2 separate regions of the Homo sapiens genome follow, and region 2 is linked to region 1. The links are chromatin contacts, found by Hi-C or POLR2A ChIA-PET in ENCODE. All regions are on one chromosome and are shown on one strand. Each heading gives the region's core, a stretch centred on a gene start or an enhancer-like site at or near the end of the contact. The rest is flanking DNA. Distances are from core to core; before and after follow the strand shown. Region 1 overlaps CEP68 (centrosomal protein 68). Region 2 holds the start of SPRED2 (sprouty related EVH1 domain containing 2).

Region 1 (3,679 bases), core at 583-3,082:
GCTGGTCCTCTTCTCCCTCTCTGGCCTGGGCGAGGGCCACCCTCTGTCCCGTGTCCTTAGCTGGGGAGAGCCCATATCAAGGTGCTTGCCTATAGTCAGCCGGTCCTTCGCACCCCTCAGGGCTGGCTCTCTGCGCTCCCAACGAGCATCCCTACTGCCTGGGGCTCTGGGGGTAGATGCAAGTTGGCTCCAAGATGCCAAGCCCATGCCACCCTGTTTCTGGGGTACTCTGGAGGGCCACTGCTTAAGGCTTGGCTCTCTGGGCCCAGAAAATGGCAGGGCAGTGGCCTCTGCTGGTGGGCAGTTGGGGGAGACATTAGTAGGTGATTTGAGGGTGCTTGCTGGAGAGACAGAGAAGCTATCCAGGTCTACCCCGGAGTCCTGCAGGACAGGGTCAGCTGGCACACGGCTATCAAGGTGCTTTGGGAGCTGAGGCCCGGGCCTCAGTGGGTAAGTATAGTCAAGCAGATCTTCATACTCTTTATTTGGGTTCCAGAGAGGGGAGTGGCGGTCGGGTGATGGAGGCAGGGAATCTGGCAGCACACAGGCCCAGTACTCAGCCTGGAAGGAGAGGCGTCTCCTGCCTAGCCCAGAAGCATCACCCCCAGAGAACACAGGCTGTGGTGACCACTGGGGCCGAGGTCCTAGCCCCACCACAGAGGAAGGTTCCTGGGGGACGACCGGCTCCAGGGAGGAGGAGACCTTGGCCAGAGAACCACCACGAGGCTCCGCCCTCTCCTGGTGACCCTGGAGACTGCTGCCTGTGGAGGAAGCAGAGATGCTGCAGCTGGAAGGCTGAGCTGCGGAACCTGGGCTCAGCACGGACTTCCACTGTGACAGGCAAGAGAGACCTGAGCTGTGAGGCTGCTGGCTGAGGTCCAGTGCCTGGGGCAAATCTGCTAGGGATGGATCATCTTCGGTATCAGCATCATGTCCTGAGCAAATAGTTGTTGTTCTGGGAAGGCTCAGAGTCTGAGGGAACTCCTCGGAGGAAGAAAGCTTGGTCTTCTCCACCTGCAATGATCAAAGGGACAAAAAGCACTTGGGTAAAAATCAAACCCAATTTCTTTCTTAGATGACAACCCAGGAGTTTCCTTGTGGGTCTAGACAGTATTTAGGAAAGACCTTAAAATGCAAAGTCTGCTGCCTGAGGCAAGAACCAGGCAATATGCACTGCCAGCAGCAGCACTGAGACCCTGCCTGTCTGGGAAGCAAGATGACTCCCATCTCCAGTCCTCTCCAAGGTTCTTCCTTCCTCCACAGGTATCCAGGGTGTGAGCAAGCAGAACTCAGACAGCTCTGTCATGCTGAAGCTGGAAAACAGTCCCTTACCTCTGAGAAGCGTCTCCTGGCAGATGAAACCCTCAATCACTCTGTCGCTAACAGGACACGTCCAAACCCAGGAGGTCGCCCCAGACCCCATCCTGCTCAGTTCACACGCCAGTGGTAACTGAACACTAGCAGAATGACTGGTTCATCTCAGCTTCTTCACTGAATTTTTTATCTGCTTGATGAAGAACTCACCCCCGAGGGAAGCAGGACAGCACAGTGTTGAAGGACATGGGTTTTGGAGCCAGACAAACCTGAGGCCAGCCCCTAACTTTGCCACCTTCCAGATGTATGACTTCGAGCCTCACTTTCCTCCCCTCATAGCACCAGCTCCTCAGAAGGTAAGGATTAAATACACCCATGTGTGCAAAGCACATGGTAAGAGCTTAACGAACAACAGGAATTCTAATAATAAGCACCGGACTCATCCCCGTGAAAGGCCATTTCTGTGTCTGTTTATGATTCGCTTCCTGCCTCACCGAATCTCTGACTCACAGGTGCCAGAGCCTCCCACTGCCCCTTGCTCCCAGGCAGGTGGGGCCCAGCCTCTGTTCTCTCCCAGTCCCGCTCAGAGCCTCCTCACAGGGTGCAGCCCCACAAGGGGACCCTGCAGCAGCCAAGGCTACAATGACACCGAGAAGATCAAAGCCATTCCCAGGAAAGGCCTTGGCAAGCAGAACAGAAAAGAATGTAAGAGCTGGGCAGAACAGATCATTCCGGTCACCTCCCAATGATACTGAGGGCCTGAAAGATCTGGTGATTTGCCTGCAGTCACAGAACCTGGTAGGATTCCCTGCCCCATGTGACTCCCACTAGGAGAAGCTGCCTGGCAGTCAGAGAAGCCCAAGGAATTCTCCTTAACCAGGGACAGTGCTGCCTACTACAGGGCTCCAAGGTTCTGACATGTCCCTTGGGTCTGAAGAGGATTTAGGTTCAGAGCCCCCAGGAGCCCAAAGCCCTGGACACTCCTTTCCCAAGTCTCTTCAGGGTACCCCTAAAGCCTTTAATCACCAAGTCAGAAACACGGCAGGGCTCTCCTTGCCAGAATTCCCCTGGCCTGGACCTCTGGGCAGCAGCCTCTTGGCCTATAATCCCTGGTCCTTAAAAAGTCACCAGTCACTCTTGAGGAACAGGAGATAACCGTGGACAGTCCCCCCGGCCGGTCCTGAGGCCCAGCTCTCTAGCTGAACCCGCAAAACAGAAATCATCATACTCAGGCCCCTCCAATTCCTCACCCTGCACAGTAGCAAGGAAAGGATGCAAGATGGTGAGGAAATCCTGAACAAACTCCCAAAGGACAGCAATGGGTCCATCTACAGTCTTGCCTTAGTACCTACCTGGCTTTCCCCGGAGAGCAGAAGGTCTCCAGACCCCATGGTGGCAGGAGGCAGGCCACTGAGTGCAGGCTCAGACCTCTCAGCTACGGGCTCTCTGTTGGCATCACTGGCCTGTGGCTGGTGGGCTCTAGAGGGGCCGCCAGGGTCAGTCCCAATCCAGCAAGTAGGGGCAGGTATCCCTTCTGCCCCCCATACAGGGGAGATGAGCCCTCCCTCAGCTTCCAGGCGTGGGGGCTGCTCCCCACTCATGGGCCCTGGGATGTCCAGCTCCCGCTCCCTGCAGCTCCCTCTCCCATAGGACTGGGCCTTTGTGTCTTCAGATGCTTCCGCTTCTGCCTTTTCTTCACCCAGGGCCATTGAGACTCCCTACCTAGGTCAGGGTTCTGCTGAAGACTTCAGCTTCCTACAAAACAGGGGAAGGGAGAGAAAAATATAAATCTTCTACATCTGTGTTCAGGAAGTCTTGCTCTTTAACAATTAAGGCAAACATATTTTTGGTCAAAGAAAAAAGGAAACAAATGGTGACTACTTCCTCAGAGGAGCACCGAGTTCCGGCTTTTCCCTGGCCCCAGACCTTTCCAAAGGGGACACAGAAGCACACCATTTCCCCTCTGCTTTCATGGTGGATGGTGCCATCCCCACCAGCAGAAACCCAAGAGGGTCAACACAGGTCCAAAGTCCAATCAAGGCTGGGGTCCTGCCTAAGTCACCTTTTTGCCCTTTTAGCCCAACCCCACTGGGTAAGAGGCCTGGTGGGACCCTTCCTGTGCACAGGCCCATAGTGGTTCTGTTGTCGTAACGGTCCCCTCAGCAAGCAACTCAGGCCTGGCTCTGACTGTTCTATCCTAGAGAACAGCAAGTCAGGGCATGCCCAGGCCTCAGCTGGGCACTGGAAGAATGCCCTCCAAGATGCTTGGCTCTGCCTGGCAGAGGAGGCAGGACCCTCTCTTTTCTTTTCTTTTTTTCTTTTTTCTGAGACAGGGTCTTACTCTGTCACCCAGGCTGGAGTGCAG
Region 2 (3,969 bases), core at 1,162-3,661, 360 kb before region 1:
CGTTCGCTGCTATTAAGCAGAGAGCTGGCTGAGTGAGTGGTGATGACACCAATTTAACCTGCTCATAGAGCTGGCCTACCTGCAGAAATTAATCACCTCACCTGCCACCTTGCCATTTGTGTACCTTGAAACTGGAGGGTGGAGCCCAAGAGATGCCCACAGGGTGGATAATTTTGACATGGGTAAGTGCCTGTGTTCTGGGAAGTTCAGGAATAACAGGGTGGGATCTCTTTCAGCACTCCCAGGGAGAAGAGCAACCATGGCCAAAGGTGAGACTTGGGTAGATTCCTTAGCCATCTGAGGATTTGGAAGACAATGAGATCTTGCCTTTGCTTAGTACTTTCTCAGGAACTCTCAATGGCCTCAAAAACTGATAAAGACAAGCTTGGCCTTGTTATTCCTGTTTTATAAAGAAACTCACTCGGGGTCTCAGGACTGCTAGGAGAAAACCAGAACCAAGCTGTTCCATCCCCTGGTTCATGCCCTCCCCACCACCACACATCACCAGCGTGAACCCTACTCCATGTCTACAGAGATCATGGCTGTGATAAGCACAAAGCCTGGAGTAAACCACCAGTTTATCCCTGACTCAAGGTGAAACTTTTTGGAGCATTTGTGGCTCTTATATGTATGTAAATTTTAGGAATACTAAATTTGAGGCATTTATTTATTTATTTAGAGACAAAGTTTTGCTCTTGTTGCCCAGGCTGGAGTGCAATGGTGCAATCTCGGTACACTGCAGCCTCCTCCTCCTGGGTTCAAACAATTCTCCTGCCTCGGCCTACTGAGTAGCTGGGATTATGGGTGCCCACCACCACACCCAACTAATTTTTATATTTTTAGTAGAGACAGGGTTTTGCCATGTTGGCCAGGCTGGTCTCAAACGCCTGACCTCAGGTGATCCGCCCACCTCAGCCTCCCAAAGTGCTGGGATTACAGGCATGAGCCACTGCGCCCAGCCTGAGGCAAATATTTAATCTCTTAACCTGTTCAGTGGTTGCTATTTAGTTAACATCGTATCTGGATTGTCCCATGGACATTCAAGAGGATGGAAAAGTCTACTGTGTTTGGAGAGCAGCAAGGGATAGGGACTATGTCTCTTGTTTCTTTTTCTTTCTTTCTTTCTTCTTCTTTTTTTTTTTTTTTGAGATGGAGTTTTGCTCTTGTTGCCCAGGCTGGGGTGCAGTGGCACAATCTTGGCTCACCGCCACCTTCACCTCCTGGGGTCAAGCGATTCTCCTGCCTCAGCTCCCGAGTAGCTGGGATTACAGGCACGCGCCACCACGCCCGGCTAATTCTGTATTTTTAGTACAGACGATGTTTCACCATGTTGGTCAGGCTGGTCTCGAACTCCCGACCTCAGGTGATCTGCCCGCCTCGGCCTTCCAAAGTGCTGGGATTACAGGCGTGTGCCACCGCGCCCGGCCGGGGCTGCTTCTTAACGCGAGAAATTCCATAATTTCTACGGAAATGCAAACGTTTCTGGGCTGTGCTGGGTTGACCTTTTTCTTTGCATGAGTAATGATTCTTAAAAACATCCGTTCCTTGGCCGGGTGCGGTGGCCCATGCCTATAATCCCAGCACTTTGGGATGCCGAGGCAGGCGGATCACGAGGTCAAGAAATCGAGACCATCCTGGCCAACATGATGAAACCCCCTCCCTACTAAAAATACAAAAATTAGCTGGGCGTGGTGGCGCGCGCCTGTAGTCGCAGCTACTCGGGAGGCTGAGGCAGGAGAATCACTTGAACCCAGGAGGTGGAGGTTGCAGTGAGCCTAGATCGCGCCACTGCACTCCAGCCTGAGGACAGAGCGAGACTCCATCTCAAAACAAAACAAAACAAAAATCCATTCCTCTATTGAGACAAAAAAGAAAAAAAATCACAAGATTCACGTGAAACGGAAAAGCCTCTGCCTTTCAGAACCTTGGCAAAGTCGAACCCCCTCCCCTCTCTGGTTGGGTTGGGCTGGAGAAGCCAGCCCCTGGCACCTGCGCCGCCCCTACCTTCCCACCCCGCGGTGGGGGTAGTTGTGCCTCTGAGCCTGAGCACCTCTTCAGCTGTTTTACTCCCTCCCCTCCCTTGAGTTTCCCATCTCTGCCCCCGCCCAACCCCCCGATTTTTAATCTTGGTGTTTGGAAGGAGGGAGGGGGCAAAAACGGGAGCCAGATGTGTACGAGTCCTCCGCTCCCGCCTCCTCCCTCCTCTCGGGCTTCCTAAAACCCGGAGCCCTAATCAAGGAGGATTCGGAGCCAGACGGTCGCGGCGCAAGCAAACAACTCGGCTCCGCGGCTCCCCCGGGAGTGGAAGCCAGGAGGGAGGGGGAGAGGAAGCGGGGCGTGCTCAGTAGGCGGGACAAAGTTTTTTTTTTTTTCTTCTCCCTTTTTTTCGGTCGCAAGTAGGAAGCTTTTTGCACTCCACCACCTCTGGCCGCTGGGAAGACGTCATCGCTTCCGCCCTACTTCCTCCTCCTGTTGGCGGCGGTGAGAATCCAATATGGAGTAAATCGGTGGAGTCGAGAGATGGGGCTCGGACGGGGCGCCCTGCACCGCCTCCCAGGCGCACCTCCCCCGGCCGCCGACCGCTCCCCGGAACCGTGATTGGCCCGGCCCCCCGGGGGCGACCCCGGACTGAGCCCCCCCACCCGCGGCCGGCGCTCTCCTCCTCCTCGCAGCAGTCCCTGCCGCTCCGAGGCGCGCTTGTTTTTCTCCTGCTCTCCCCCACCGCCGTCCCCTTCCCAAATCTCGCCCCCTCTGCCCGCTCCCGAGCCCCCGGAGCCTCCGCCCGCCTCTCCCCACGGCGCTGCGGCGTTCACTCCCCGCGCAGCCTGCCTTTGCACCCCTTCCCCCAAACCCTATCCCGCGCCCTGCTTCCCCTTCTGCTGCGGCGCCCTCTTCATCTCTAGCCGCCCCCCCTCCCCAAATCAGGCGATCTCCGGAGATGTGAAGAAGGGGGGCGAGCGGACAGGAAGATGAAGGGAGCAAAGCTGCCCGCCGCGGGACAGGCGTCTAGGTGAACAAGAAAATGACCGAAGAAACACACCCAGACGAGTAAGTTTGGTCGCGGGGTGGGACGAGGGTGCCCCTCAGGGGCAGCGTGGGGGCCGGGGCTGAGGATGCGGGCGGGGACGCTTATTGGGTGAACTTGGCGTGGGGTGCAGCGACTCGCTGACCTTTCGGCGTTGGGACGCGAGGCTTCCCTGCTTGTTGAAGTGAGGAGAGGGCAAAAACTGCTGCGGGCTGGCGGGCGCACGCCTAGGGTCGGCGGGCTGGTGGCAGCTCCGGGGGCCAAGGGCGTGCGGGTGACCTCCCGGCGGTCTCCGCTCCCTCTCGGAGGACTTACAGCTCCCCCGCCCCCGAAATCCTCGGCGGCTAGAGCGGAAGACCTGACACCCCCACTCCGGCTTCCCGGGGCTGGTGGGTTTTTGCACAGTGACTTTGTGACTCCCGCCGCCCCGCGAGCCCTGCAGTCCGCTCCGGAGCCCACTGGGGCCTAGGCTCCGCCATTTCGTTTTCTTGAATCGCTCTCATTTGCATACCACATTTTCATTCATAAAAAACACGGCGGAGCGAGAGGAGGACAGGCGCGGGCTGCGCGGGGGTCTGGTGCGCCAGGGTCCCCGCGCGGGCCGGCGTGCTGGAGCCGCCCGAGGGGCCCCGCGGCGCGTGAGTGCCTGTGCACGCGCTTGTGGCCGGCACACGCGTCCTGCGGGGTCGGGCGGCTCGGGGCGGACCGAGGCGTGTGCGGCGGGGGCGTGCGGGGCATCGCGCTGGGGGCGCGCGTGTGTGTGTGTGTATGTGAGTGTCCTCGCGGGTGCGCGTGCACGGGCTTGTGCCTGGCCCGCGGGCCCGAGGGGAACAATGCTCGGGGCGCTCCGCCGGAGGGATCCTGGGCCGCCCCGCGCGGGACCCGTGACTGTCGCCAGCCCGGGGCGGAGGTGCAGCTGCCTCCTGCCTCGCGGTCCAGGGGTC

What was found. A loop is a pair of places that touch in the nucleus more often than their neighbours do. ChIA-PET counts read pairs that join two places held with the same protein, here RNA polymerase II (POLR2A). Pooled maps may share reads with other maps.
Region 2: a loop to region 1 is called in a map of psoas muscle, with 4 times the contacts of the local background. The contact joins the promoter of SPRED2 here to the enhancer-like site in region 1. A Hi-C loop is called at or near these places in 14 of 168 maps with a recorded cell type or tissue (CD14-positive monocyte, CD4-positive, alpha-beta T cell, GM12878 and 10 more), 3 of 37 single-sample maps with no recorded cell type and 17 of 50 pooled maps. POLR2A ChIA-PET finds 5 or more read pairs at or near these places in 1 of 52 experiments (activated CD4-positive, alpha-beta T cell).

Annotation. Positions count from the first base shown.
Region 1 is chr2:65,068,789-65,072,467 of GRCh38, reverse strand. It overlaps CEP68 (centrosomal protein 68), which reads right to left. Exons shown (of 7, transcript NM_015147.3): 2 at 2,667-3,069; 3 at 1-1,014. The coding sequence starts at 3,023. Among named protein-coding and RNA genes, the nearest start is that of CEP68, 14 kb to the right of the region's middle. RefSeq lists enhancers at 1,830-2,596, 3,365-3,679. Within about 2 kb of position 1,832, at least 19 of the 41 ENCODE cell types and tissues checked have a DNase peak (open chromatin) inside an H3K27ac peak, as active enhancers do; they include PC-3, gastrocnemius medialis, psoas muscle and 1 more, where a contact is called at or near this core.
Region 2 is chr2:65,431,041-65,435,009 of GRCh38, reverse strand. It overlaps SPRED2 (sprouty related EVH1 domain containing 2), which reads left to right and starts at 2,411. Exons shown (of 6, transcript NM_181784.3): 1 at 2,411-3,048. The coding sequence starts at 3,023. RefSeq lists silencers at 2,509-2,708, 3,479-3,528, 3,559-3,969.